Linked DNA regions of Homo sapiens: region 2 is linked to region 1. The links are chromatin loops, found by intact Hi-C in ENCODE. Cell type or tissue: Caco-2. All regions are shown on one strand. Links, peaks and the distances in the headings refer to the core of each region. The heading gives the core; the rest is flanking DNA.

What was found. Peaks named below come from ENCODE experiments on the same cell type or tissue, not always from the same donor. Only the 100,000 strongest peaks of a DNase experiment are listed, where the experiment ranks them.
Region 2: it touches region 1 in a loop (6-fold over the local background); 2 of 110 quality-filtered maps call a loop at or near these places.

The regions. Positions count from the first base shown.
Region 1 is chr1:238,945,937-238,962,435 of GRCh38, reverse strand. No RefSeq gene overlaps it. Among named protein-coding and RNA genes, the nearest start is that of CHRM3, 430 kb to the left of the region's middle. In Caco-2, for the core only: CTCF peaks have their summits at 8,851 and 10,451 (motif pointing right); no DNase peak of the experiment used is centred there.
Region 2 is chr1:238,229,260-238,245,758 of GRCh38, reverse strand. No RefSeq gene overlaps it. Among named protein-coding and RNA genes, the nearest start is that of LINC01139, 250 kb to the left of the region's middle. In Caco-2, for the core only: a CTCF peak has its summit at 6,864 (motif pointing left); a DNase peak (open chromatin) is centred at 6,858.

The DNA.
Region 1 (16,499 bases), core at 5,534-13,533:
GCAGATTCAGAACCATGCCTTCTAAAACTCTGTAGTTTCTTTACAAGTTTCCATTGGAAATCAAGATAAAAACTCTTGATACCATGAGATAAGTAAACATTTATTTCCATACAATATTCTTGCAACATTCTCTTAGGCTACCATAGAGAAGATTGTTTTTCACCTGTTATGTAAGCTGAAGAGATCTTTCTTTAGTAAACCGGGATGGTTAAATCTTTCACAAGGTTTGAACAATCCAACTCTTAACTTCCTGATCTCTACTGTCTTAGTATTTACGGAATGAGAATTGAGCAGAGGGGTGTTAATAGGTGTTTCTTTCGAATATTGACACGTAGCTTTCAAAGAATCGAAACACCAACTTTGGACATTTGTGTTGATGTGTGCTTAAACCAGTGCCTTAAGAATCAGGCATGGTGCCAATGTCAATAAATAGGACTTTAGAGTATGATGATTCTGATGTAAACTAGCCATCTCCTTGGGTAATTTACTTAATTACTCAGCCCTGTACAAATGAAAGAATATAACAATAACAATATTGTCCGCAAAGATTTCTAAAATGCTAGTCAAAGGATGTTTGTGAAAGCACTTTGTAATCACTGAATACCAGGTAAATGTTAGATTTTATAACAACTAATTATTAATAAGAAGAGCAATACCAATAAAAAGGAACTTACACATGTTCTTAAAGAGCCGAATAAATTCCAAACCATAATCTAATACTTTTATTAAGTAGACAATGTACTTTAGGTAGAGAAAATTGAATTCAGAATATAGTATTTCCTTAACATCTTGGTATAAAAATTATTGTGAATCTTGCTTTTATTAGCATGACTTTTAAACGCAGAATTAGATCTACCATCGTAGGTAGGTACTTCCAATATTTTAATCTGCAAATGACCCATCATGTAACTTATTTAGAATGCATGGACACTTGGATTCCAAATGACTGTTAATTCCATAGAGATGGCAATTTGGATAACTTGAAGAAAGGCATCAGCATTGCGTTTCATTTTGGTTATGTTCTCATTCTAATCTGAGTTAATATTCATAAAACCATTATCCTACATTAAGCTGTGACCTAGTCTTGGTTCAAAGCTTCTTTGTTTATTCGTCACCATTTTGTAGAATAGTCATATAAACTACTTCATAGATAGTTTGGTGCACTACTTTTTCCCCAGAGTACATCTATTGGTATGTTTATTATATCAAGTATTTCAATAAACCACAATTTCCTGCAAATGGTTGTCTGAATGCTTCTAGAATATGTTTGTATTTTGTGGAAAGCATGATTTTAAGGCTATGTAAAAAAAAAACAAAAAGAAAGCCCAGCTGAGAATTTATATGCTGCTGGGAAAACCAAATGGTAAGATAAGGATGTCTAGCAAAAGTACAGAGCTATATTATGTAAGTGTTTTCCTACCTGCAGAGTGAAAGTGTTTCTATTCATTTTAAGAGAAAGTCAAGGGGAATTTAGGAGCAGGAATGAAAAAGTTGAGCCTCTCCTGCCAATAAAACATCAGCATGAGGAGTTTGTTTACTTCCATAAAAAATTCAGAGCTTCCTTTGCCTGAGGTGGTCCCTGGGATCTGGGTGGTGTCACAAAGTCTTGTATGATGGAAGGAGGGCTAGGAGGGCTTACGCTCCTCAGCATGCAGAGACCCAGAGAAGTGTGTTTTGCCTCACTTTCTCATTTGTTTTATGAAAATCCTGTTTTCTTGGATTTTGCCAAACACCTTTTGCATCCTTCTCCCTTTTTTCCATGTATAGTTCTAGTGGTGCATGGGCGGTGAAAGTATCTGAGAAAGGTCAGCACAAAGCTGCAGAATTCATTTGTTAATGTTTGCGCGCGTGCACACACACACACACAATCAATCAATCAATACAGTACAGACAACTGGGAATGAACACAGACAGTAAGCAGAGGGGTATTCCCTTAGCTGCCAACCAAACAAAACTACAACAATGACTTTCTGTTCCTTTTGGATATTGGTCTGTAACTGCCCTTTCATTTCTACAGGTTTTCCTTTCATTTCATGTGCTTTTAAATTCCTTGGCTCAAGGATTTCCTAATCTCTTTCTGTGGTCTCTGGGATGACACAGCCAGTGGGAAAGGCAAAGTGTCATGATTTAAAGTTCAGCTTCAATTTTCTAGTTTGTCCTCCCTTGGCTTTGCTGAGTGTTGTTACTTTCTGAGCTGCATCTTCCCACGCATTCTGTGGTCTTACAAACTGGCAAGGACCCAGCCTGGTACTGAGCGTCAGTCATAAAGTCTTGGATTTGCCTAAGGATGTTGTTAATCCTATTGTGTTCATTATTATGAAATACTTACAAAACTGCAGAAAAGAAAAACCCTCAGTATTTTACTTACAAAACTGCAGAAAAGAAAAACCCTCAATATTTTGTCACAAAAGAGTACTAGAACTTTTTAAAAAACAACACAATAAAAGTTGTGCCTGTCACATATTGACATCAGCCCAATTCAAAGGGTATTTTTTTGTTTAACCCCTACAAAGTAATAAAGCATTTAGGAGAAAAAGGTAGATTAAAAGGTACAGGCTCCATTTTGAAATAATTCAGGGACCAATGCAGACACAAATAAATAAGTCTAGTTACGTTCAGATTGAGCATGTTATTTTTGTTATGATAAAGTAATAATCATACAGAAAATGAAGAAATTATTTATTTAGAGACAGGGTCTCACTCTGTCACCCAGGCTGGAGAGCAGAGGAACGATCACAGCTTACTGCAACCTGGACCTCCCTGGACTCAGGTGATCCTCCCATCTCAGCCACCTGAGTAGCTGGGACCACAGGCCAACGCCACTAAGGCTGGCGACTCTTTGAATTTCTTGTAGAGACAAGGTTTTGCCATATTGCCAAGCTGAAATTCTATATGTCTAGGTGAAATTCTGAAGAATTTAAATTAGGAAGGCATGTTATCCAACATGAATAAAACCACATAAGGAAAATTTAAGGAAATAAACAATCAGAGAATTGAGAAATATTTATGTGCCTTATTTAATAAATAGTTATTGAACATTTACAATAATGTTTAATAAAATAACATGTTGTAGTTATTCCATAACTAGAAGATTGTGTTTTTCTAATTCTATCATTCAATCTATATTTATTCCTGATACTTTTTAAAGAAGTTTATTCTAATATCAATTTGGAATATTTGCTAACATTGAAACACAATTTTTACTAAAAAAAAAAAAGCACAAATGCTATTTCTTTTCCTATAATCACTCAATCTTTAAATAAGTAGTTTGTTTTATAATTCACTTGGTGAAACAATTAGGGTTAGAAGGTCCTAATTATGGCCTTAGAGCCTATGGTGAGAATTTTTAATCTTCATTTCTGTGTAATAACAAAATAATTCAAGAATTTTAGGCAACAGAATGAAATGTGCAGATTTGTGCTTTTTGCATAGTGTCATATATTTCCTCCCTTTTGTATGTCTTTATAAACTGAGGAATATCCTACATAGATAAAACTACACAAATCTTAAGTGTACTTAGAGTTCAATGAATTTTTTTATATATATAACCACTACCGAGATCTAGATATAGAACATTTCCAACATACCAGGAAGTTTCCTCATGATCTTTCTCAGCCTCAAGATGCACTCAAATGACCCCTGTCACCTGATATTCACATCCTTGTAGTCTCCTTGCACAATAAATAAGGCTATATTTTTGTGTAGACAAAATGGCATGTGATCTTTGAGACTAGATTATCAAAGTCATTATGCCTTCTTTCTTGTACCCATGTTGCTTTCCTGGATTAGATACTCTGGGGGACATCAGGTGCCATATCATGAGGAGTCTCAAGCATTTCTATGAAGTAGTCCACATGATGTAGAACTGAGGCTGTCTCCTGCCAAAAGCCATTACCAGCTTGCTAGGCATGTGAATGAACCATCTTGGAAACAAATCCACTAGCACTATCAAGCCTTCAGACAACCATAGTCTTCATTCAGTCAGTATCCTAATGCAATCTCATGAGAGACTCCAAGCCAACACTAAGCTGCTCAACAATTTCGGACCTATTGTGCGAGATAATAATGATTTATTGTTGGTTTTAACTATCACATTTTGACGTAAGCTGTTACACAGCAATAGATAACTAATACAACTGCCCAGAGAGTACCACCTAGATTGAACAACTGCCTCGGTGTGCCGGAAAATAAAAATTGCCCCAGATCTGAGACTTCTAGTGCAAAAATCAGGAAAATTCCAGGCAAAACTGGATTGAGTTGGTCAATCTAATTACGATATCTATCTCCACAGATTAGTTTTGGCTGTTGTTGGACTTTATGTTAATGGAACCATACAGTATATACTCTTTTGTTCTGAATTATTTTGCTCCAGGTATTTTTGAGATATATTGAAGTCTCTAGGTGTGCAAATAATTTTTTGTTGTTGTCAACATTTCATAATATAAATATAACACATTTTTAAAACTTCCTCATACCATCGATAGACATTTATTTTCTTTTATCCAATTTGAGGATATTATGGATTAAACTGCTATTTTTTAGGAAGCTAGGACATTCTTGTACATGTTTTTTCATAGAGTTAGGCATGCACTTCTCCTAGGAATATGCATAGAAGTAGAATTGCTGGGTCATGAAGAAAAAGATTGTTTAGTTTTTATCAAAGATATTTTCAAAGTTGTTCTATCATTTTATACTTCTACCAACAATAGTTGATGATTCTAGTTGCTCCATTTTCTCACCAACAGAGTGTGGTATTCATTGTTAGTTTAAGTCATTTCAGCAGATGTGTAATGGTATCTTAGTTTAGCTTTAATTTGCATTTCCTTTATGCTTCTTGGTCTGGGATCATTTAGGTATCCCCTTTTGTGATATATCTGCTTAAATCTTTTCTCATTTTATCTTTTATTTTGATCTGTATCTTACTGACACAAAGAATTTTTAGGACTTCTTTATATATTCAGGATATGACTAGTTTACTGCATACATGTATTGACACTGTCTCTTCCCAATAAAAGATTTGTATTTTAATCTCCTAATATTGTCTGTTGTCTAGCAGAAATGTTTACATTAAACAAAATCCAATTTATCTAACTTTTGCTTTATGTCTAGTGTTTTTTAGGTGTTGTTCAAGAAGTTTTGCCTACTCCAATCTTATGAAGATATTAGCCTATGTTTTCTTCCGTAAGCTTTGTAGTTTTAGGTGTCACATTTAAGACCATGAGCTATTTCCAGTTAATTTTCGTGTAAGGCATGAAGAAAGGTTGAGGTTCGTGTTTCTCTGTAATACCCAATGGATTCAGTAACATTTATTGAAGGGACATCCAATAACCTCTGAATTGTGGTGTGTTTTTGTTGTAATAATTGGATATGTATATAAAAGTGGGTCTTCAAGTGCAATGTGACCCTGGATTGAATCCTGGAACAGAAAACGGGCATTAGTGGAAAAACCTGGTAATTCCTCAATAAAGTCTGGAGCTTAGTAGTAATGTACTAATGTCGGCTTCTTAGTTTTGACAAATGTACCATGAAAATGTAAGATGTCAATATTAGAGGAAACTGGAGGAGGGAGTATATGGAACCTTGCCATATGATTTTACAAATTTCAAAAATATTTGAAATTACTCCAATATAAGTAGTTTATTTTTAAGAAGTTGGGTCTGCTTGGACTCAGTTTTGTTTCTTCCATTTATTTTTCTACCTGTGCATTGATTCCACAATGCCTTAATTACTGTAGCTATGTAGAAATTCTTGAAATCTCTGATGGCTTTAACCAGTTGAATGTGTGTAGTGGAAGTGAATTTTGCCAGTTTTGGAATTATGCCTTAAGGAAATCTGTCAGACTCTGCTTTGCACTTTTAGTAGCCAAGAATCTCCAACTAAGATGTTCAACTGTCCCCACTGGAGCTGTGACATGGCAAGAAAGAGAGAGGTTCAGCTATCTCAGAATCTTACTTGAGCCCAGCCTTTAAGATATTCCAGAGTGAGGCATCTTGGAACACCAGGTTATTGAAGCTGTTACTTGTATAATACTAAAGAGAATTCTTGAGCTGTGTCTGGTTAAGAATGGTAAAAGATGTTTTCTAAGCCACTGAATTTTGAAGCTGTTTATTACGCTACAACAGCTAACCAAAATAAAAGCTCAAAACAAAGGCCTAGGCTAAAGGTAGGGTAGGTGATAATTGAAGTTAAGAAAGAAGACACAAGTGACTGGGGGAAGGCAAGCAATATATAGATGTGTCAAGTAAAAGGAAAGCAGATGGCCTAAGATAATGATCTCAGGGATACATTGCATGGCTCTTTCCAAGAGATGAAAGGAAGAAAAATGAATCATAATAATGAGTAGCCACTTCTGCTTCTGGTCATGGGGGAATGCAGGGATTAGATTTACTCTCCTGCCTTAAGCAATGAAATACATGTAACAAAATATCATTTTTAAAAGTTTTCACTCTCAGGCAATAAGCAGTACAGAACTGATCCTAAAGAGAAATGGAACAAACATGCTGAACTCTATGGCGGCACCAATTTATACCCAGAAGCAACTTCTGAAACATGGTACAGGAAAAGAGCTTCCAAACAGAGCCAATTGTCTTGCTTAGTTGAGAAGACAGAGATTAAAGTTTAGCAAAACTGCTGAAGGCAGAATTTGTAAGGCAGAATGTTGAAAAATCATGGTACCAAGAGTAAGCTCCAGAAATCAGCACCAGCATCCCCTTGACTCTTTCTGCGAATGCCTATCTACACCCACAGAAGGTAAAACTTCACAAGGACAGTTGGGGGTGGCAAAGAGGTGGGGATGCCAGGACTCTTTAAAGTGCTCAGTTCCCCAGTGTGCAACAGGCACTGGGAAATGTTTGAATTCTGGCTGGTGTGCCCTGCTAACCTTAAAAACAGGCTTCCGAGAGATCAAACTGATCTGCAAGTAACTTAATTGCCTACCGAAGCAAACTTCAAAATTCTGAAGGGAAAGAAACAAAATCCAAAGAACCAAAACTCTTTAAAGAGAGAAAACAAAATTTAACGGACAACAATGTAATAGTCAAAATATCACATATCTAATAAAAAATTGTTAAGCATAAAAACCAAAAAAAGTGACTGATTAGCATAGTATTTAGTCAATAAAAGCAGCAGTATTTCTAATTCTATCATCTATAAGATGAAAATGCCAGAGTATGTTCTAAGTGTGCTCAATATGTTCAAGGACGAAACTTAATTGTGACTAGAGTGAAATGAGAAAGGAGACCCATGAAAAACAAAAGAACTTCTAGTTCCTTCTATCTGCTTTCCTTTTATTCCATACATCTACATATTGCTCCCCTCCCCCAGTCACTTCTGTCTTATTTCTTAACTTCAAATACAATGTCTGAAATGGAAAATTCAGTGGATAGGATTCCAAATAGATTAGTCACCGTGGTGACAGTTGCATTGGTGTATACACACTGCTGTATACATTTGTAAAAACTTGCCAGAATGCAGACCTAAGTGGGTATACTTTATAATATGTAAGTTATATATCTCAACAAAATTGAATTTAAAAATAGTGTAAAAAAATAGCTGGAATGCAGGATCTGGATAGGGAGTGAGAATAGTGGAAAAAATATTAGGAATTACGTGTTAATTCAGATAATAAAGGATCTTGAATTTTATCTTAAAATTGTGGCACTTTATTCTGCTTTCAAGCTGCTGTAATATCAAATTCTCACATTTTGTCATTGAACATGCTACTCTATGAATCAGTTTATTATCGTATCATATAACCAGACACATAAGAGACTTATTCAAAAATCCAGATACGAACCAGAATTTTTCACAACGCTAAATTTGGTCTGATAACTGATGCTAGTTGTCTGAGGAATTAGCCCCTGTATGAAAGTCTACTCATGAAATTATTAGAAGGAACTCCATGAGCATAGCATAAATCAAATAGACTTTAGTACTCTGACTGGGGTATTTATAAGGTGAAGTGATAAATACTTCTTTTCTACATTTAGAAATATTATTTATGATCATATTCTTTAGGTGATTATGAACAAACAAAGGACGCTCCTTTTTCATTGCTCCATGATGATCATTCTCCAAATAACATGTTCTAAGGGTGACATAACTTTAAAATTTTCAAAGCATCTTCATATATACATTTATTAGTTTTAATTATACTAGTCATAGACAGTTATACTGGCTTTGTTTATATTAGCTTTGTTATAGCTTTGTTTTTGTTTTGTTTTATTTTGAGATGGAGTCTTGCTCTGTTGCCAGGCTGGAGTGCAGTGGCTCGATCTCGGCTCACTGCAACCTCCGCCTCCTGGGTTCAAGTGATTCTCCTGCCTTAGCCTCCCCAGCTGGAACTACAGGTGCACGCCACCACACACTGCTAATTTTTATATTTTTAATAGAGACAGGGTTTCACCATGTTGGCCAGGATGGTCTCAATCTCTTGACCTCATGATCTGCCACCGCAGCCTCCCAAAGTGCTGGGATTACAAGTGTGACCTAAAAGGTGAAGGAGAAGAGAAACAAAACTGACACTTACTGAACATTTATGATGTGTCAAGCAGTGTAATACAGAACCTCTACATGCTGTCTGAGTTTATCCACACAACACCCTTGAGAGATGAAGATTTATATCTCTGTTAATAGACGAAGAAACAGAGACTGTGGAGCAAATGTACAGGCAAGTAATAAATTAACAAAGAGCAAATGTTGGAATCCAAGTATCTGGCTTCAGAAATCTATTTTGCAAACGAGAACTGCCTTGTGAAAGTTCCTAAAGAGAATCTAACTTGAGTCCAGCATATTTCATTCCAAAGCAGCGTCCTTCACTGAGCACCTACTGGTCAAACTTGATATTAACCTACTAGTCATTAAAATTAGTTTTATAATATAACAAGCTTTAATCATTCTTAAACCTGTGATTAATTTTTACTTATTTGAATGTTAAAAAAGTAGCCATAAACATAAAATTTTATCGGGAACAAGACTGAAGCCAAACTTTTATATTGGTGATTTTTTTTTTTTTTTTTTTTGAGATGGCATCTCGCTCTGTCACCGTGGCTGGAGTGCAATGGCGTGATCTCGGCTCACTGCAACCTCCACCTCCCGGGTTCAGGCGATTCTCCTGCCTCAGCCTCCCGAGTAGCTGGGACTACAGGCGCCTGCCACCACGCCCAGCTAATTTTTATACTTTTAATAGAGACGGGGTTTCACCATGTTGGCCAGGATGGTCTCGATCTCTTGACCTTGTGATCCGCCCTCCTCGGCCTCCCAAAGTGCTGGGATTACAGGCGTGAGCCACCGCGCCCAGCCTATATTGTTGATTTTTAAGATGTTTAACATCTATTTTTTTCTATAGTTTGCAGATTTTCATAGACTGCATTCACAGAATCATTTTCTGACACAATCAACTCATTCTTTTATTTAACTTCTAACAATTGACTCTAGTTTCCTATTTTGAAACATGTCTGTCTTAATTATTGGCACATAGTATTGCTCTTTCTCCAGACATGCTGCTTTTTCTCATGTCGGGAAGCATTACAGCTTTCCCCCTAGAGTCTACAACATGAAATATTTGCTGAGAGTGATGTCTCTAATTTGATAGTCCAAGATTCCCCCGGGATGTAACTGGGGACTCATACGAAGGTGATTTTAAAACATTTTTAATGCCTAGAATGAATAAGATAAATACCTTTATAGCAAGATAGTACAAAATAGTCTTATAAAAAGTAGAGATACATTTAAAATTTTTGTGGGAATTAACAGGCAATTAACAGGGCTATTTTGTTCCCACTGTGCTCTCTACAATGAAAAGAATCATGGACCCAAATGAAACTTACAGAAGAAGCTTGTGATGTGGCTGAGCAATTTCCATTCTCTTTTAAAGAACAAAGCAATAGAGCTAGCTTTTCAACTACCAAATATATCCTTTTAAATAGAATTGAAAACACTTGATCTCTCACCATGACATTGAAATGCTCTTAATTTTTAAAACAACACATTAGGCTAATTAAGTCATGTTTAGAAATGTAGTTCCCTGTGATTAGACTTGTTCTCAAGTCAGTAACAGCTGACAGCACCATGCTGTTTATAATAAAGAGTAGAAAACAATGTTGGAACTGTGGATTTAACTAATACTTTTGAAATAATTTCTAATCAGTTGATGGATTGCATAAATCTAAAGTACTGCCTTCTTTCTCTTTGGTTTTATGGTTCATGGAATTTCAGAGAGTTAAAGAAGGTCAGACACATTCAGCTGTTTAAACAGGTGTAAAACCTCACCAGTTTATCTAAAAATTACCCCTATTTAGGCAAAACTCGTATCATTTCCTAGAATTTTGTTTGTGTGTGCGTCACCTCACCAAAGTGGTGCTCTTACAAATTAAATGGATTCAAGTATATTTTTCTTGTGAGTATTGATACTTTAGGCGATTTTGCCTGAAGAGGGCAGTGCTTCACCAATGGACGGAATCTCTAAGAGTAAAATTATGGAGACCGCAGTGACTACACTACAGAGAAAGGGCAATTACAGTAGATTACTTAATCAGCATACTTGAACAGATAGACGTTTTGCTTGCTATCAATATCTGTTTGATTATAGTAGCATATTGTTAATATGTCATCTTTACCTATCTTTGCCCAGCGGATAATGTCAGGAAATAAAGGACTGCAAATGTATTCAAAAACATACCTATGCTACATGAACATGTTTCTTAAATATAATATTCTTGCATGGACATAATAAAGTCACTATTTTTTTGCTAGCTGAAATCAGAGTTGTTTTCAGGGAAAGAATGGTCTTTTTAAAGGAAAATCCCTGCTGAGTCACTTAAAGGTGTAAGGTAACATGTGACTGTTTGGGTGTGAAGGAGGCTAGCAGAGGATGGTCAAACATTCTACCTAAGAAGAAAACAAAAAGGAATTGAGGGACATTGAGGGTACCTAGAGGCAGGAGAGAGTCTGGGGTCTGGTTGCTTAAAATTATTTAAATTAAATCTTACTAAGAGAGGAGAGTTCTAGATTTTAAATTATCACTGTAGTCTTGTGAGGTCTCTCTCCTACCTGCTATGAATTTCCACAGAAAATCTATTACGTTCAATTGGCTTGTGGGCTTGTCATTAAGGGTGAGTACAGACATCAATAGAAAAATCTTTTTCACATAGCAAATACATGAATAAATACGCGAATGAATTGATTATTATATTCAGATGCATTCTCTGTGACCACTGGTCATAATTACACAAGTTATGTTCTAATATTGAAAGACCATTCAGGTCCCAGAAATACCTAGGCCAGTTCATGTCTTCATTGAATGGCACCTGCTCGGCTTTTGTGAATTCTGAGATTTGCCTTTTGCAGTCTTCTACCTCTGTCTTTCCACTGAGCTGTCAGTCACACTTAGGCCTTTAGCTGTTCTATCTATTGGGTGGCCAGTGTTCTTCACTACACTGAAATTGCTGCTGTGAGTTGCGAAAATAGAAAGTGAAAGTTATTGAAAACCATGTCAAAGACTAGTAAAGAAGCTATGATTCAGGTCAGAGATTGTGTGTGATTCTGTAAGTAACTTAAATAAACTTCAGCGTGAGGTCTCTATTTTGGTTGCTCAGGTGACCACTGTCCTCTCTTTTGTTGTTTTTCTGATACGTTCTGTGCAATAGATATTACTAAATAAATAGGAGGATATTCTATGCGAGGATACCTTGGAATGATGAAACATCACATAAAAAGTGGAGAAAAAATTTAGTTATGAAAAGCTAAGGGAAGACGTCTAGCAGAAAGAAGACGATGAGAATGATTTACATAAATTAAAAAAGGTATTAGTAGTAATAAGTGCACTGGTATAAAATTTACTGCAGGTTAAAAGTATTTTTGAATGAACCATGTGAATATGATGAAAGATATATATGTATATATATAAAATGCAAGCTAACATATACAGAATTATTTAATGGGTGTTGAGAAATATTCTTTCCTGCAAAATGACACTTTGGATTATTTTTCTTGATATCATTGCCAAAATGAATGTTAAAAAGGAGTAAATTCAGTAAAAGTGAGCAGAACAACATATTAACATAAAGTCTCAAAAATAGTTCTGTGTGTGGGAGAGAAGATGGTTGCTCTAAACTTCATTAAGCCAATTGTTGAGGAGACATCTGGAATCTGATACTAGGGGATGCCAGAGCAATAAATGTGCATAGTGATTTTGTGTTAAAATGCAGCAGTCTAAATAGGGTTTGTCTGAATAAAATGCATTATTTAGTAATGCCATTGAGTTGCCTCCCCGGGCTCTTGTCGGTGTTGGAGAAGGATGTGAGACACAGGGAAAGGGTGAAGGGCGCAGTCTCCAGGAGAGCACAGAGACAAATAAGTGATGGGCAACCAAGGCCTGCTCCCCAAACTGGATCAGTCTAGATCCTACTTAGACAGCTGAGAAATTTGTTTTTTTCTTTCAGAATTATAAACTCACTGAGGGTAGCAATCATGTATACTCTCTATCCCCATTAACTAAAATAATGGCTATTCAGTAAAAAACTATTGAATTAATGGATAGTTTATTTGCCAAGAAATAAATTCTGTCAACTTTTTTTGGAAGCACATGTCATTCAGAATTCTATGTAGTAAGAGTTTAAAGAAAAATTCTTGTGAAATATCAAGAGGTTGATGCAACTGTGTATGTATGCATTGTTTCATTAAATGAACAATGAGGCCCTACTTTTAAAAAGGTGAATGAGACCCAGCAACTGCCTTCAAGAGTTGTAAAGTTCATTGGAGACAAGTTTTACATGAGTACATTTGCTTTTTGTCTGAGAACTTTATACCCACTGTTCCTTTAAATAATGTCAATTCATTTCTTATGTATGGGAAATGAAATCTTATATTCAATAATAGAGTAGATGTAAAAGTATATGTATTAAAATATCACACTTTACTCCACAAGTTTGTACAATTATTATGTGTTAGTTAAAATATTGTTTTAAATTTTTTTCTTGCAAAAAAATGCATATCCAAGGACACTTTTATAAACTTTTATTTTTACTTTTATATTATTGCCAAAGACCCCTCCACAATGATGGTTTGGGGCAACAACATGATATATGAAATATATTTTCTTGAAAGGTAAATCTAAGCAATGAAACTAGATTTATTTAAAAATCTTACATTGATGCCATAACCTTTTGTGATACCTCTGTCTCAATGACATGCTTTTTTTCAGCCCTGGTACTGTGCATCAAATATCTCATCTTTAAGGTACTTATAAGTTGAAATTCATGCATTATTTAAGTCTTGTATTTCATAAGCATTTAACAAGTGCCTGCTAGAGGCCAGGAACTGTTCTGTACAACAGTGATTGACTAAACAGAAAATACAACAATCTTGCACTCACAGAGCTTCTCTTCTAGCTCATTCTGAGCCTTATTTTTCTCCCTATACCATTTGCACAACCACTTTATGTCTGCTCCATGTATTTCTGCACCTGTGTAGCTTGTCCATAATGGTCAATTTCTTCCAGCCAGAGTCATTTTTCTTATTCCCAGGGATTTTTAAGACCTGTGTATCTTCAAAGCCATGATCAGCTCTTGGCCTAACTCTGGTTAACATTCTTAGTTTGTATGAGTTGGTCATTTCTACATTTGGGTGCTCTTGCCTTCATCAAAGAAAAGTACTTTTTTAAAAGGCCAGTTTTTGGTTGCTATTTCAAAGCAGGTCTTTCAAACATATACAAATGAATTTCTTTTAAAAAAAAGTATCATTAAAGATTGTGCTCAGCGTAAATCCCCCTGCCCCTGACTCTCACTCCAATGACAGACACCTTTGCTTTCTATTTTCTACATCCTTTGACTGTTTGAAGCTTCACAAGCAGGTATTACTTTTTCTATTCACAGAAAACAGTAAAGATATTAAAATTTTGAGGTAGCATCTAAGGATATGTGTTAAACAAATATATTTTCAAAAGAGATTTTCAAATAGTAAGTATAATTTATAAGAGCTTTTGAAAGAGTTCTAAGAAATTCACTTGAGTATTTCTTCTATAGAATATGGATGATAAGAAATATGTCACCAGCCTCATCTGCTGTATAATTAGAAAAACCATGAAAGACAGAAGTATTTATCCTCCATAATTTGATTGGAAATCTGAACTGTTCCCATTTTAGCATGAAATTTATTTGTTAATTTAATAAATTACTGCGAAAGTGGATGTTAAGTATAAAAGAAGAAATTTTTGTAGAGCACGATTCAAAATACAGTGAATAGAGTTTAGAATTCGATTGTAATTTCCAAAGGCCCTTAGTCAGATTAACAAATCTAGCCAAAACATGACTCCTGATTTTTTGCTTTTTTCCCGTTCCAATCCCCATTCTAACCATCATTCTATTTTTGAGACATTTCTCACCTTACCACATCAAGGCCCACACTCTGGATAGCTAAATATTGAGATGGCTTAAGAATCATGGATATGATTTAATCATCCATGGATTTGTGTCCTTGATTTCATTTTTCATTCTTTATCCTCTCCCAAATCCTCCAGAAATGCTTGCATATGTCATTTGTAATGATTCTTCCACTGATGTACATTTTTTTGGTTGTTTTCAGATAGCTCAATGCCACTTCTATATGAGATCTTTAAGAATATTTTTGTGGCCCCATCCCTAGAGAAGTGATTGTCACCTAATAAGTAATATTTGTTGAAAATAGCACTATTTTAATGAATCTTTAACATGAGAAATTAGGTAACCGAAATGCTATCAGAAAAGCAAAGTGCTCTTGAAGAAATGCTATTGTAGAGCATGATGCTTCAAATGGAATGAATAAAATCTGAGCGCATACTCCCAAATGCTTTCTTATGTATTATCCTAATTATTTGGAGGTATTTGGAAAAGCTTTTAAATGATTATAAAGTAAAGATACACCGTTGTAGTAGCCAACTTCACTGATGGCCCCCAGTGACTCTCACCTACACTTTAAATGAATAAGGTTGACCTATAAAGCAAGCAGAAGATGAGGGATGTTATTACAATATCGGCCTTTCTCTCTTGGGCCATTTACTTTGGGGAAAGTGAGCTGCCAGGTCATGAGGACCCTCAAGTAGCGCTGTGGAGAGATCTCTGTGGCAAGGAACAGAATGCTCCAAACAACAGCCAGCACCCACTTGCCAGGCATGTGAGCAGACCCCCTTAGACACAATCCAATGGCCACAGTCACACCTGCAGATGACAGCAGTCCTGGCCAACACTTTGAGTTTGAATCTTATGAGGGGTCCTGAGCCGGAAGCTCTCAGCTAAACCTCTCCCAAATTCCTTATCCACAAAAGACATCATATAATAAACATTTATTGTTCTAAGCTGTAAGATTTTAAATAAATTTGTTATGCAGCACTAGTTAACTAATATAACCACATTTACTAAAGAAATCACTGTAATTTTAAAAGCTTTGTCTAGCCTTCGTGCCATCACATTACAGCGTGACAATATTATTGAAGTAAGAAAAAAATGACTTTCTGACAGAACATAACTATTTTCTATGAGATCATAACCATGAAAACTCTCCAGGGCAGGCATATTTAAATATATCTTGCTCTTGATCATTTTTATTTTTAACAATGCTAGAAGTCAACATAGCAAGTCTTATTAGTGCAGAGTTATGGGAACTTGATCTTGGAAATTGTTTTATAGCTTTTGATTTTAAAATACTATGAATATTTAATTCGGGTGGTGTTAAATTAAAATGTATCTCTTATTTTTACTATTCCAAACTTAATTTTAATAAAGTATCCTCAAAATTTAAAAAGGATGAACCATGAATATATGCACATAATTTATCTGAAAACAAAGTGATACATTTTGCTATTTTTTTTTACCTGTTATGCTTAATCTGTTTTTTAAAACCTTTTTAAAATGGTAACTAAGATGCCTAGCATTAAAAGGTAAGCATTAATCTTGTTCTAAATTAGAATGATAGGCTGATGTAGTTCGTTTCTTTCTCGGTCTTTATACTGGAAAAGAAATGCAAAGAGAGGTAACAATTCACCTATCTTTCTGGTAATTATATTCTATTATTCTTTTCTATTTATTCAAATACGTAGTTATAATATTTTTCCAATATGCAACTCATACGCGGTGTCAAGTGCACACTCTTCTCAAGGAATTCTGAATAAATGTATTTTTAGAAATTCTGAGCCTCAGAATTTCAGAAGTTTAGATGGTAACTACAATGAAATGTTAACCTCATGAAATAAAAAAGAAACACAAACTATGAGGCCTGACTTATGTATTTAACCTGTTTTTCAGCATCAGAATAAAAAGGTCTTATTTGGAAACTCAGCTCTCACCAAGTATTAATATTAAGTGCTGTGGTGTTTTAGGTTGTTAGGAAAAGATTAAGTACATTCCATGGAAATAAATGGTTTGTAAGTCACACTGATTACTAACCAATAAAGGGAACTGAGAATAATAGCATTGTTCTCCTCATCTAAGTCTCTTAATATTGAAAGACAATCTGAATTTTCTTGTGGT
Region 2 (16,499 bases), core at 2,929-10,928, 710 kb after region 1:
AACATTTCTATCAACATTCTTATATATCTCCTATCAGCATATGCAAGAATTTCTCTTGAATATGTTCCCAGATATGGAATGGTTAAACCATAGCATATGTGAATCCTGACTTTAGGCAGCAACTTCAAAATGTTTTCATAGTGGCTGCATCTATCCACTTTCCCAACAGCAGATCCTGTGGATCCACATCTTTTCCTATGCTTGGTATGGACATAATTTCTCATTTTTTCCAATAGGATGGCCATAAAATCATATATAATTGCAGTCTTGAATTGCATTCCCCTCATGACCAATAATATTAACTTTTCTCCATACATTTCTTAACATATATTTTTGGTGAAATGTCTGTTTATATCTTCCGCCAATGTTGCTGTTGCATTATTTGTGCTTATATTTTGTCAATACTCATTTAATTGTGTGTGTTTTGAATATTTTTTGAGTTTGCAACTTAGAGTTGAAATTCACTTAATTTCAAAATTAACCTTGGATATAGAAAAGGGATTAATTTTAATATTTTAAGTTTAGTAATCTTCCATTTTAAAGAAAATTCTTTTTATGCCTTGTTTGACACTGCTCATATACTGAAGTCTAAAAGTACTCACTTTTTTTCAGTGCTTGAATGTTATATTTTTTACATTTATTCCTAAATCTATATAGAGGAGACGGTTCTAAATGGTGTGAGGTAGAAATCCAGTTTCAACTTTTTTCATGTAAATTATTTCTTCCTACTCAATACAACTCAATACATACATGCATTGGTCATTTTCTGGAATCCATTATGGTGCAGAGTTTGCTTATTGTGAGCCAAAACCACACTGTCATATTTGCCACCACTTCATAAAAGTCATGGTAACTGTTCTAATTCTTCCACACACACTCTCTTCCTCTCTTACTTCTAGGCCATTCTACAATTATCTTCTTAAATTCCCTGACAAATCCTGTTTCAAATTGCATTGAGTCCAGAGATCAATTTAAAAAGAAACAGGATCTCTATAATTTAAAGTCTTTATATATATATATATACACACACATATATGTGTATATATATATATGTATATATATATATATGTATATATATATATATATATATATATATATACATCGCTTACCTCTCAATTTATTTAGTCTTTTTCTCAATAATCCTTTTGTATCTCCCAATAATGCTTTTATAATTTTCCACAGGAAAGGTCTTCAACATATTTTGTTAAATTAATTCCTGGGTATTTCATATTAAGTTGTAGTTGCATAATGGTGCCTCCTTTTTAATTATACTTTCTAGTAGTTTGATGCTGATATATACATAAGTTTATTAGTGTTTCTATATTAATCATATATCCTACCAATATTGCAAACTCTCATTCTTTCAAATAACATATCTGTGTATTCTTTATGATTTTCCATGTAAACTTAAATATAGACACAGCTAACTTGGAGGCTTTCTTCTTTACTTTATAAAGTATTTAGAGCTATAACTTTCTATCTTCATACTACTTTATAGCCCTTCCCAATTTTGATGCATACAGGTTTTGTTTGTTTGTTTGTTTGTTTTTTGAGATGGAGTCTCGCTCTGTTGCTCAGGCTGGAGTGCAGTGGCACGATCTCGGCTCACTGCAAGCTCCGCATTCCAGGTTCACGCCATTCTCCTGCCTCAGCCTCCTGAGCAGCTGGGACTACAGGCGCCCACCACCACGCCCGCCTAAGTTTTTGTATTTTTAGTAGAGACAGGGTTTCACCATGTTAGCCAGGAAGGTCTAGATCTCTTGACCTCATGATCCGCCCGCCTCGGCCTCCCAAAGTGCTGAGATTACAGGCATGAGCCACCGCGCCCGGCCGATGCACACAATTTTAATTATCATTCAGTTTTAAATATTTTTTAATTTTCATGATGATTTCTTCTTAAATTCATGCCTTAGTTAAGAGCTTTCTTTTTCTTCCTAAATATTCAGTGATTTTTTAAGTTTAATTTTTATTTTTAAATTCTCAATTATTTTGTGATCAAAAGTGATGATCTGTATGAAATTTATTTTCTGAAATATAAATTGCTTTTATGTCTTAATACCTAATCAATTTCATAAATATTCCATGTGTGCTTAAAATAAAATGTGCATTCTTTCATTGTTGAATGCATAAATCTCTTTTATGCTCTTTCAATTCTATTTTAAAAACACATAGTCCATCTGTTCTAATATTTCTGCTTCTGTTCAAATTTGTAATCCAGCACTATTTTTAACTGATTGTGCTCCTCCAATGTCTTGTTATTTTGACCCATCAGCACATTTTTATCCCAGGAGATAAAGTGTGGAATCTGCGGAAATACGTGTCTGTGTTTCTATGGAACGGGGAAAGATTTACTCTGGAATTATTGCCTGAATAGCTGCAGGAAAGAGACCAGCAACTTCAGATTATCTTAACAAACATATTAAGAGACATAAGAAAATTTGAAACAAGAAATTATGGCAGCTACTCTTTCAAGCATATGTATGGGACAGATGAGCCCAATGGTACCCTTATGTACCTGTGTATACCGCTAAGTACACATGACCTACCAGAGAAATACTTATATTCTGTAAAAACTCTTAGGTCCAGTTCCATCCTTTGCTCCCACAGGAAGAAGCAGCCACAGGAGGATTACTCCTTAGACCTGTGCTTCACCAGAGGCAAGTAAATCCCTATGGCACCAGGAGAAAATGCAGATTTTACTCCAGGAGGCCCTGGTGAAGCCTGAGATTCTGCATTTCTACAACCTCCTAGATGGTGCTTATATGTTGCTGGTCCTAGACCACATTTCAGGTAGCTCAGGCTAGATTAAAATCCTCCAGTTTGGAGAAGAAGAGAGTCAGAAAGCAATTGTATATAGTTATTGACTACTGGTTTTCTGGTTTTTCTCATTTTCTCACAGTGAGAAAATGAGGGCTTCTGCACCATGCTAAGTTTATTCCTGAGGACACGTGGACTAGAGTTGTTTAGAGCAAATGTAGAGGCCAGTCTTATTTGTTCCAAGGCAGGGTCAGAGGAGAAACAAATGCTTCCAAAAATTCTTTTATTTTATACAACACAGAAGTGCAGGGTTGACTCCTGCCCCAAGACAAAGCCGATACTCTATAAATATGTACATAAAATCTTTCTCTTTCTTTCTCTGTCTCTCTAAATACACACACAAACAACACACACACACACACACACACACACACACAAACACACCATCACCACCACCACTACCACCACCACATATTTCTGACATTTTCTCTGTTTCTCCTTTCTACTTCCTCAGGGCAAATCACGTGGGAAGGAGAGAGAATGCAAACTAGCTCATTACCTTGGTCAGGACCCACTGGCTTTAAACAGACAAATAAATAAAAATAATGTCTTAGATTTCAACATCTATTACTCATCTCCTCAATCCTTTTATAGTCAACCTTCATGTGAGTTGTCTATATTACTTGCCTCCCAGTTTTTGCCTGTGAATCACTTCTTAATTCATTGAAACAGGTTTTTAAATCCACCAATCCACTAAAAGAGTGCTAGCAAAGATGGCCAATAACTATATGTCACAAAAAACACCAAACAATATTTTATTATAATGTGAAAGCTCTGGATTACTGGGTGTGGAGCATTGGTGAGGATTAAAAGAATTGATGCAAATAAAAACTCTCTAAACAGTGTCTAATACATAATAAATACTTTAAAATATTGACCAATATGATCCAACTTCACTTTTTGTCATCAAAATTCAACCCTGTTGTTTTGTCTTCATTCAATGATTGAAATATTCCCCCTTTGGTTTCTGATAACACGTTCTTCTGGTTTTCTTCTGACCTTTCTGGTTATTTCTTCTCTTTCTATTTTTAAGGTTCATGCTTCCCTAACTGGCCTTTGGATGCTAAAGATCTACAAGTCTAGTTTCTATAATCTCTTTTTATCTCACTCCGAATCGGCTTCTGTAAATGATCTCATCTGCACCTGTAGCTTCAATTACCACATCTACATAAATGACTCACATTTATTTTTATTCCAAGCCCAGACCTCTCTTTGGACCATCAGACACATTAATGAACTGCATATTTGATATGCCTTGTGTGAAGTGACATCAGCATGTCAAATTCAGCATGTCCAAAATCAAACCCATCATCACCCCTCACTCCAAATCTGGAGTTCTTCTAAAGTTCCCTGTGTCCATGAAAAACGATTCTTGTGCAAGCCAGAAACTCACATCAACATAAATCCTCCACCAAGTGCTATTGCTCTTACCCCAATGTACCTTGAGCATCCACCCCATTCTCTCCATTTCCACATCACCTACTATAAATGTCTGTGTTCCGTGGCTTCAACTCTAGAAATAGCTTCTTTACTGTCTACACACAACCAGTTTGAATGCCTAACTAAATTTACTCCACAATTCAATCAGAATCATCTTTTCAAAACATAAATCTGATGATGATACACCTCTTTTCAAATCTATCAAAGGCTTTCCAGTGCAATTTGGCATGCAAAAAAGTCTTAACTTTGCCTATGAACCCCCACATGATCTAGTCCCTACTTTCCTCATTAGCATTAGCTGAAAACATGCAACTTTGTTCTCTCTGATTCAGTCACATTATTTACTTCATCACTTACCCCCGCTTTTTTTTTTTTGACATTTCTCCCTCACGGGGTCATTGAATATGCTATCCCCCATGTCTGCAATATTTACCCTCCTCTCTTGACTTAGTTAATACCTGCCCATACTTCTGATCTCAATTCAAATACCTCTTTCTCTGTTAAAGCCTTCCTTAACCTTCAAACCAGTTGAAATCACCCACTATGGGCTCAAATTGCTCTGTGTAGCCCTCAGTGTAGCATATTGTGACCACGTGTCTCAACTGCAATTTTACCTTTGCTTACATGATTATGTGATTTGCATGATATCTTTTCTCAGAGGAAAGTTGTTTCGGCAGAAACCATCACTTTTAACAAAGGACATGGTAGTTAGTATGTATTCAGTAAATATATGTTGAATAAAATGTTATAAAATAAAATTAAATTAATATGTGTGCATTCCAAATAGCAGGACTGCATTAACTGCAAGATAGATTACCGAGTTATAACTGAAACTTAACAGGATTGGTTTTAGAACTGGTTCTGTTTCAGCCTTTCCATGGGTTCTCTCTACTGTCTACTACCATGTGGTTTTACTTCTAGATAGACAGATAGATAGACAGATCTCTAGCTCTAGTCTTTTTTTATTTTTATTTTCCTCTGACACCATCATGCTTTATGCCTTCTCTTCCTTTTCTACAAGAGATTGGTTTGACATTGGAAGGTAATCGGTGTAATTTCACACCGTAAAACAGAAAGGACAAAAATCATATAGATTTTCTAATAGATGCAAAAAATTATTGATAAAATTTAGTGCATATTTATAATAAAATTTCTTAACAAATCAGAAATAAAGGGATCTCCTTTATTGTGATAACGATGAACCACCACAAACTCTATAACAAACATTGTGCCAATAATAAAATAATTTTTCTTCATTATATTGGAAATGAGACAAGGATGCCTATTCTCACCAATTATATTCAGCTTTGTATAGGAAGTCCTAGCCACTGAGATATGATAAAAAGATAAAACCACTGAAAAAACTATATACCTCCTTATTTGTGGATTATTGAGAAAATCCAAAACACAGTCATGTACCACATAATGACGTTTCAGTCAACAATAGACAACATACACAACAGTGGTCCCATAAGATTAAAACAGAGCTGGAAATTCCTATTACCTGTTGATGTAATAGCTATCATAACTTAGTAATGCAATTCATCACCTATTCTATGTTTAGATATTTCATACACAAATACAGCCATCCGCTGCTTAAAACAGGAATCCTTTCTGAGAAACGTGTCGTTGGGTGATTTTGTTGTTATGCAAACATCATAGAGTATACACAAACCTAGATGGTATGGCCTAATACACACCTAAGCTATATGGCATAGCCTATTGCTCCTGGGCTACAAACCTGTATGTCATGTTACTGTACTGAATACTGTAGGCAACTGTAACACAATGGTAAGTGTTTGTGTATCTAAACCCAGAAAAGGTATAGTAAAATGTATTTTATACTGTATGTATAATCTTGAGACCACTGTTACATATGCAGTCCATCATTGACTGAGATGAAGCATATGACTATACTTGACATTCTCAGTTCCTCAAGTTATCTGCCTTATACAACCACTTCGTGGTGACCACCTTTCTGTGGGAGAGCTAGATACAACCTACTTGACTTGACCCACTGATCCCCATACCTGACATGGACTGTAGAGTTTTGCCACAGTAACCACCCTCAATCACACTGTGACTCCATGGAGCTCGTGCAGGCTTGATGGAAACTCACCAATTAGAACTCCCCATGCGGCCGGGGGCAGTGGCTCACGCCTGTAATCCCAGCACTTTGGGAGGCCGAGGCAGGCGGATCATGAGGTCAGGAGATCGAGACCATCCTGGCTAACACGGTGAAACCCCGTCTCTACTAAAAATACAAAAAATTAGCCAGGCGCCGTGGCGGGCGCCTGTAGTCCCAGCTACACGGGAGGTTGAGGCAGGAAAATGGCGTGAACCCGGGAGGCGGAGCTTGCAGTGAGCCGAGATAGCGCCACTGCACTCTGGCCTGGGCCAAAAAGCGAGATTCCGTCTCAAAAAAAAAAAAAAAAAAAAAAAAAAAAAAAAAAAAAAAAAAAAAAGAACTCCCATGCATGGGTAGTTACCTGCTTGGATAATGCCCGGGATCCCAATAAAGTTGTAGTCCCTTGCTCTCTCTCTTGCTCCCCACTCAATGGTTGAGGGCCTGTGTCTCAGACAGCGCCCCTCTTCCTGTTGCCTTGCAAGATGTGCTGCCCTCTGCTGGCTGGGATCTGTAAGGAAGACCCTGCTTCTGTTATTTCATGTGTTTTGTTCAGTTGCCCCCCTCTGTGTCTCACCTAACACACACACCCAGACATAGCTTCTCTGGGTCAGGACTCTTTCAGAGAGTGGCTAGGACAAGAGCCACCAGAGGGTCTGCCAGTTTAAACAAGCTTCCTATGAAAGAGACGCCTGGTCATTGGTCAGACACGGGCATTAGGCCATGCACCAGAATAAAGAAGTATCCTACAAAGGTACACTCCTCCATGGCTAAATTCTAAACGCTCTGCATAGGGCTAGAGTTTACTGCCACTCTCCAGAAAGAACTCAAGATCAAACTAGAGGAAAATACAACAGAAATAGTTTTGTCTGATAATAATATAGCTAACCGATTTTCATTAGTGTGTGCACGTTTCGTTTTCCTTTCATTCATTTTTAGCCTACCTTTGTCTTTATAAATTGGGTTTCTTGCAGGTAACATATATTTGTAACTTCTTTCTTATCTAATCGTACAATCTCTACTTTTAATTAGCGCATTTAAATCATTTAAATATAATTTAATTATCAATACAATTGAATTTAAATCTATCGTATCGCCATTTGTTTTCTATTGGCCCAATTTTTATTTTTTCACTGTTCCTGCCTTCCTTTGGATTAATTGGGTAATTTTTGTGATTTCATTTTACTTCCACTAGGGGCTCACTAGTTAGATCTTCTCGTTTTATTTTTTATAGCTGCACTGGGGTTTATAATATACATCTTTAACTTATCATAATCCACCTTCAAATAATATTAAGCCATTTCACTACAGTTTAGGAACCTTATGATGGTATACTTCCATGCACCCTATCCTATCTTTTGTATTATTATGTTGCATATTTTATTTTTATATTTGCTATACAGCCCACAATGCATATTGTTAATATTTTTCCTTCAATACTGTGAAAGTGTCACCCAATTTTCTGTTGGCTTGCTTAGTTCCTGATAAGTCTGCTCTCATTCATAACTCTGTTCCCTTTCTGTAATATGTCCTTTTCCTTGAGCTACATGTAAGACTTTTCTCTTTATTGCTAGTTTTTAGAAATTTGATTGTGATTCTCCTGAATTTGTTGTTATTTTTCTATATAGAGTTTCTGAGCTTCTTGAATCTGTGGTTTTACAGTTTTTATTAACCTTGGTAAATTTGGGACCATTATTTTTAAAACTATATTTTCTTAACCTTTCATGCTGGTACTCCAGCTTCATAAATGATTGCCTGTTTTATATGCCACAGCTCACTGAAAATTGCTTTACTTTTTTTTTTTTGAGACGGAGTCTCACTCTGTGGCCCAGGCTGGAGTGCAGTGGCACGACTTCACCTCAATCTCTGCCTCCCAAGTTCAACTGATTCTCTTGCCTCAGCCTCCCGAGTAGCTGGGGATTACAGGTGCCCGCCACCGCACCCAGCTAATTTTTGTATTTTTAGTAGAGATGGGGTTTCGCCATGTTGGCCAGGCTGGTCTCGAACTCCTGACCTCAGATGATCCACCCGCCTCGGCTTCCCAAAGTGCTGGGATTACAGGTGTGAGCCACCGTGCCCAGCCACCAAAAGGTATTTTTAAATGGAAAATTCATTAATAACAAAAAGGAAGAAAAAAAGAAAACCATAGAAAACAATACAAATAGTTTACAAAGGATTTTCAAAGTAAATCTTTGAAAATATATACACAGTTGACCCTCGGAACAACACAGGTTTGAAAGTGCAGGCCCACTTACATGCAGATTTTCTTCTGCCTCTGCCACCTCTGAGACAGCAAGATCAACCCCTCCTCTTCCTCCTCCTTCTCAGCCTTCTCAATGTCAAGACAAGGAGGATGAAGACCTTTAGGATGCTCAACTTCTACTTAACGAATGGTAAGTGTATTTTCCCTTCCTTGGGATATTCTTGGTAACATTTTCTTTTCTCTAGCTTACATTTTTGTAAAAATATAGTATACGATGCATAACACATAAAAATATGTGTTAATTGACTATGTTATTGGCAAGTCATCTGGTCAACAGTAGGCTATTAGTAAAGCTTTAGGGGAATCAAAAGTTATATTTGAATTTCTGACGGTGTGGGAGGTATATTCCATTCTAGCCAAAAAAAAGAGACTCGTAGGTTATAACTGGGCTGTCTGCTTTTCCACTCTATCCCTGGCTGAAACTCATCCCCTTCTCACCACTGAGAAACACCCTTTGAGCATCCTAATAATGCTTTGTCACTTTACTTACTTAATGTCTTCATACCTAATTCTACTTCTTAAACTTTTCATATACAGAAGCTGAATGGGATTATGGTGTCTGCCACAAAGAAATATAAAAGCTTACAGCCCATATCCCATTTTCATGTGGTAGGGCACAGTCTAGTCTCCAATTTACACTGAGATTGCACCTTAATGATAACTTTTGTGTAAATATTATATTCATATACTAATCAGGGTTTTATTATCTCACAATACCTCCTTCCACACTGCCCACTGGAAATGTGATCTAATAACAGACAAGATCATTGACCACATCAATATTCCATATTCATTTCTTCTTTTTCTAAATGTGTGCAATGGTACCCAATAAGAAAATAATATTGTTCTTATGCCTAGAAATTAAAGCATAATTCCCAAAGAAACCATGACCCTTAAGAGAAACATAGGATTTGCCTGCCCTGGAGTTGTTGGATTTCTTTGTTTTTGTTTTTGCCTTTAAGAATGGCATATCATTGTCTATTGCTATTGTATCAAATTACTACAAATTTAGAAGCTTAAAACAACATGAATGTACAATCTCAGAACTTTGCAGGTCAGAGGTCTGCATTGGCTTGACTGATTTCCTTACTCTGGATGTCAGCCAGCCTGGGCTCTTATCTGGAGGCTCTTGGGGAGAATCCACTTCCAAGCTGCTCATTCAGGTTGTTGGCAGAATTCAGTTCCTTGCAGTTATAAGGCTGAGGTTCCATTTTTTTTTTTTTGCCTGCTGTTGTCACATGGGAGTCTCTCCCAGCTCCTCCAGGCAGCCTGCATTCCTTGTCCCATTGACCTCTCCATCTTCAGACAAGCAATGGCACAGGGCTGAGTTCTCTTCATGCTTTGGATTTCTCTGACTTCCTCTTTTGCTGTGTCTCTTCTACTCCAGAGAACCAGAGAAAGTTCTCTGTTTCTGATGACTCCACAGATTAAATATGGCCTACCTGGAGAATCCAGGATTTTCTCCCTATTTTAAGGTCTGTGACCTTATTTATATTTGCTAAGTCCTTTTTGCCCTGTAAGGTAACATATTTGAAGTTTCCAGGGATTAGGGCATTAACTTCTCTTGTTGTGGGGGGAGTGGGTGGGTGTATTTTGTTCACCATAAGTGGACACATATTATTAGTCTTATTCTAAGCATGTAAATGTTTGATATAGAATAGGAAAGTTAGTGAGGCCACAGGAGAAACTGAGAATGAGGCTTGGAAGGAAGACAATTATTGCACCTGGAGGTCCCAGTGATACAATGATAGAGGCAGGAGGCAGGGAAATTCTAGGTAGAAAAGGGCGGGTCCCTGAAAAAATCCCACCCTCAAGTGTGATACCACAGCCCAAAGTGAAAACTTATATCCCTGTTTTCCCACACGAATGTTGCCTTTTCCAAAACCATCCATGGCCTGCCCCACCCCTCATCTTGTGCCCATAAAAATCCCAGAACTCAGTTGGCAGAGAAGAGAAGTCACTGGACATCAGACGCTACGGTTGGATGCCAGAGAGAAGTAGCTTGACTTGAGAGGGACAGTTTGATGGCATAGCTTCAGAGAGGAGTCTGGCTGGGGACAGCCGGACTTCAGGGGAAGATTACCTTCCTACTCCGTCCCCTTTTCAGCTCCTCTTTCTGCTGATAGCCATTTTCATCAGCAATAAAATCCCTCATATTTACCATCTTCAATTCGTTTGTGCAACCTCATTCTTCCTGGATGTTGGACAAGAACTCAGGGGCCAAGAATGTGGATGCAAAAGGCTCTCACACTAACCCTTTGCTCTCGCTGGTGGAAGGCAGCTGCCTCACATGAAAAGGCAGAGGGTCCACTGAGCTGTTGTCAGTTAAGTTGTCCATGGATGGCCAAGCTAAAAGAGCACTGTAACACTTCCTCTGGGGCCTCAGGAGGCGCAGGTACCTCCCAGATGCTGCTGCAGGGCTGCTACAGAGTTGGCTCAAGCCGGCACCCAAAAGCACTTGCCCCAGGTCCTGCACCTGCTCACCTGTGTCTTCCCTCCCATGAGGGGTGGAACACAGCAGGTTCGGGTGGGTGGAGTCTCTCCCTGCTGGTGCCAGAATGACCAGCTGACTCCAGCACTCATGTACTCCAGTTCCTGCCTGCAAAGGGGTCAGAAAACTATCCTGTTTCACTAGAGCATCTCGAATCTGTAGTTTTACAGTTTTTATTAATCTTGTAAATTTGGGAGCATTATTTTTAAAACTATATTTCCTCTGCCTCTTATGCTGGTATTCTAATTTTATAAATGATTACCTGCTTGATATACCACAGCTCACTGACGATTGTTTCACTTTTTGTTTACTTTTTCATCTTTCGGAGCTTCATTTTTGATACTTTATCTTGCTATGGCTTTATGTTCACTGATCCACAGTGCCTAATGTGTTGTTAACGCTGTTTGAGGTGTTTCTTATTTCAGATAACGTATTTCTGACATTACCTGAAGAGGGGGTCATTGGACACCATACAGTGTCTCAAAGGAAGCACCAGGTTTTGATCAGGTAGCAGAAGACAAGACAGGAAACAGTCAATACCAGAGCCTTAATTGAGGTTTTGGTGGGAAATGTAAGGCAGGGCAGGGAAAAGAGTTTTGGGTTGGTTAGTTTGAATGAATTCCAGCAGGACTGGGGCTACAGGAGTGGTCTCTAGTGGCCTGTACCTGGCCCTAGGATGATTTGGATGGAGGAAATATTGGCTTGGTGTGTGAGGGTGAGGTAAGGGGATTGTTGGGACTATAGACTCAGGATTGAGTGCTTTGCATATCATGGATGTGCTCTTAGGCAGTTTGTTCTTCTCTTTAGGAGTTAGCTAGCTCTGGGAAGGCTAGTCTTTCCTTGTTCTGCAAGGCCCTCAAATGCTAGATCATCGACAATACAAAAGAGTCAGAAAATATAGCTAATATAATTGATCCTGTGATAAATAGACGCCAAACTGACAAATACAGAATTGAGGAAAACCCATAGCAGTCTATTAAGAATGAACCTTCCCCCATTCTGTAGGTAAAAGCCATTGTTCCTCACCATCCTTCCAAAGGAGTGGACCCTTAACTCAATGTCAGAAAGAACACTTGCTAGACATTAAGCAGTCTTTGTTTATACACGCCCAACCAGGTAGATTTGGGGCCTTCCACTATATTGTACCTGAATTATCAAACCTTGTATATTGTGGGCTTGATAGAATTTGCAACTTAGAACTATCTATTTTGTACCTACTAAGTGATATGAACTAAGCTACTTCCTTTCATTGGCTTCATCTCTTTTTATATATCCCATCTAGTCTCATTATTTTGCTGGTATGTATGGTGGTCCTGCCTGCTGGTTCCCAGACCACAACCTGATAGCAAAACAATAGATTATTTTCAACTTATCCTGAGTTACACAACAGTGCCCATATGACATCATATTATTACAATTGGTTATTAGGAAATACAACATCCAAAAGAACATTCGGTCCATTTTAAGCAGTTTTTGTCTACTACATGTTCTCAAGTAGGTGTGGGGTTCACCGCTTTACTGTAGCCAAATTGTTCAAATTAATGCAAGTAAAAAAGGAGGAGAGGATATATCAGCTTTGCCTATTGATGATCACTTTCATTTTACACAAAACACAAATGAAAGATATTGATTAATGGTGGCTAAATATAAATAAACAAAAAGAAAGAAAGAGGACGTTTTCTATAGTTGATTATTAGGCATGAGCTACACTAAATAATCAAAAGTTATTGTCTTTTACATCTGACACTGCCTTCTTTTGTCATTATACACAATTTTTTACGGATTTGAAGAATTTTCTCCTAAGCTTACTTAAAGACCAAACATTCAGTGCAGCATCCTCATCTGGAACCTATGTGTAAAGATGTATTTATAAAATAAACTCTAGGTGTCTAAGCAAACACCATTCATTTTTTAAAAGAGCTGATTATAATTTGAGGAATCAGGGTGATAACCAAAAGCAATACCATTTCTGGCTTCTGAAACTATAAAATTAGCTAGGTAATGACATACTTTTCAGCTGATTAAATTTTTTTTTCTAGCTGGGACATCTGCTGTCATTTGAAAACTGTCCAGTATGAATATCTGAAGCAGATGGGAACAGCATGGAAGATGTCAGATTTGCTTGTGGTGTAAGTAATATTTGCTTTTTTTGGACAAGGTTTTCTGCAGAAAAGAGGTTGCTATTTACTCTCAATTTCAGTCTTAGACAGTGGTTAGTAATGACAGGTAAGAGTAAACGTGGCATCTGGGAAGAGGTGCTGACTTCCTAGAAGTAAGGTCTCTAGGCTGCTGCTTAATGCTGCTTTTATGCTCACATGTTGTGTGATTAAACACTTGGTGAGGCCCTGGGGCTGCCAGCTGGACATGATTTGACACCCTTATTAATCTTGAGAAATGTTCTCACTTTCATCCAATTAGAAAAGTTTTGGAAAAGCCCCCGTGCCATGCGGCTGTGTTGCTTCCAGTAGATAATGCCAGTTGGCAGTTATCTTTTCATAAACTGGTCTGAGTGTTTCAGGATAGCTCCTGTTTTCATTAGCTGCTCCGAATATTTCGGGATAGCTCTTGTTTGTTGTAATTTTATGGGTAGAAGCTGTCAATGGAAAGTGGATGTTGCCTACCACAGGCACCTGAGAAATGCTGGAAATCTTTGAGGATCTCCAGAATCCCTAGAGCCAAAATATGGCTTTTCTCCTTCTGATTGCTTTCTCTTTGAAGCCTGGCCATGAGCCTCCATTCCTGGCATCTTGCTTACTGTGCTCTATGGCAAGGGAGCAAAAGAGCATGGAGTTCTGAAGCTGAAAAACTCAGTCTTTCAAGAACAAAATTTCAGTGGAGTGCTTACGGGGATCTGGACCTTTTTCCAGGTCCTGATGCATTAATGACTAAAAGAGTGTCTGTCCTTTAAGATCTCACAGTCCAGTGAAGCATCAGCTATGTGAACAGATTATTACATGCAGCAAGTTTTATAATAAGCACTTGTACAAATTATTATGGCAGAAAATAGGGGAAATCTGGAAAAAGAAGTTTTAGTTGACTATTTAAAGATCAAAATAATTCATTTGGGCACAAAAGTGAAGGAATATTATCCCAGTAAGGAACAAACAGAGGGAGGGACAATAATGCATTTGTGGGCATTAGGCATACATTAAAGGAATGACCAGACAAGGAAAGGATGTTCTATGTAAGTGGTTACCACACTTTGTGGCTTCAGAACATCTTTACACTGCTATTACTGGGGACACCAAAGAGCTTCTGTTTATGTGGGTTATACCTATGCTATTTACTGTATTTTAAATTTAAGTAAATTTAAACAGACATTTTTTAAACACACATAACATGTTAACACATGGAAATAACTGTATTTCCATAATGGGAGTAAAATAGCACAGAGTCACACTGCTTTATATTTTTGAAAATTTCTTTAATTTCTTGCTTAAGAACTGAATTAGATTCATATAGCTGCTTCTGCATTCAAATAGTTGCAATATGTTGTTTTGGTTCAAGTATGTAAAAAATAATCTAGTCTAACACATACAGGTAGCTGAAAAGTGATGAGATTTTCAATTGCCTTTACAGATAACTGTGATTATTCTTCTTCAATATGACCCAAAAATTATACAAGTGGTAGTTTCTTAATATTTTTGCAATAAAAATGTGAAACTATATGCAAAGGCATTTTAAACTCAGTTACATTAAAATCCACTGGTCTGTTCTGCACTGTGAATGGACATTTTACCATGAATGATTTTGTAACATCACACATTGGTCATTGGAAAAATACTGTTTCACTCAGTTAAGCAGATCTTCCAAATGTTGTCATATTAATCGTACAATACTAAAAAGTCACATTTGCTAAAGTCGCCACTAATTTTATCAGAAAAAGTCTTTTAGTGCTGAGAAACTGTCAAGTTCAGTGGTTGATATGAGTTCTGCAATATTCTAATTTTTGCTTGAAAGTTTTAATTTTATCAGTTGTTTCCCTTACAGTGACAAACCACATCTGAATACCTAGTTTGTCTGTCAGTCATGTTTTTAAAGTAAAAATGGTGTTCCATGAAAAGTAGCAGCAAGCACAGCTTGCAACTCAATCTTACAAGTACTTTTCCCCAGGACCATCATTGTCCTTGGTATGTAGCGGAAGTACTTAATGTGTACGTCCCATTTCACCACACAGAATATTTTTAAAGCATGTACTCAAGATTACATAAAATTAGTAATTTTATACTACTTTTTTCAGGACATTCTTACGTGAAACTGGCTGGGTTTTTTGTTGTTTTTTTGTTTTTGTTGTTGTTGTTTCCTTTCTGCAGTGTGTGCAGAAGAATATAATGGCCCCATGCATAGTTGGGTACTTCTGCCTTGATTGGTGCTCAGGCCCCAGCTATTTTAACCACCACTATTTTTGAACCGTTGGTGCAAGTTCCAACATAGCAGAAGGGCCAATAATGCCCAGCTTTGATTGTGCACACCCCCTGCGTGGGTCTTGAATACCATCCTTTGGAACAGCTGTTCTAAATAAAATTAAAAATAGAACAAAAGAAACATGAAAAAGGAAATTTACTGAGCAACCTCTATGTACCAGGGACTAAAGAGCATTACAGTTCATTTAGTTTAACTGATCAAAACATGAAAATTATCAAAAAATGAAAACAATTAAAATAAACCAAACAAAAAATAAAACTCTTAATAAATTAGCTAAGGCAAAAAGGGACTGCATTAGTTCACACAACAAAACTGAGGCCAGGGAAGGGGTACCACAGGAACCCAAGAATAATCGAAAGTTGGCGCCAGGTGCAGTGGCTCACGCCTGTAATCCCAGCACTTTGGGAGGCCGAGGCGGGCGGATCACTTGAGGTCAGGAGTTCGAGACCAGCCTGGCCAACATGGTGAAACCCCGTCTCTACTAAAAATACAAGAATTAGCCAGGCGTGGTGGATGACACATGCCTGTGATCCCAGCTACTTGGGAGACTGAAGCAGGAGAATTGCTTAAACCCGGGAGGCAGAGGTTTCAGTGAGCTGAGATCACGCGGTTGCACTCCAGCCTGGGCGAAGAAGCGAGACTCCGTCTTAAAAAAAAAAAAAAAAAAAAAAGAAAGTTGGAAAACACACACGCTCACGCCCTCTCCATCTCTCTCCCTTGGACTTCGATCTCTGACCGACTGTTGCCATGAAGTTGGGACTTTGGCTGCTGGCAGCTACTGGTTCATCTTTCTAACTCTGTTATCAGAAAGGAAGAGACTCTCTTCCATTATTCTAATGTAAAAAATGCCAGGGAAAGACTGGTTCATCTTGGGTAATATGCTGTCTTTGTGGCCAGGATTGGGGATGGGAGAGGTAGAGTTAGGAATGGCTTCTGTG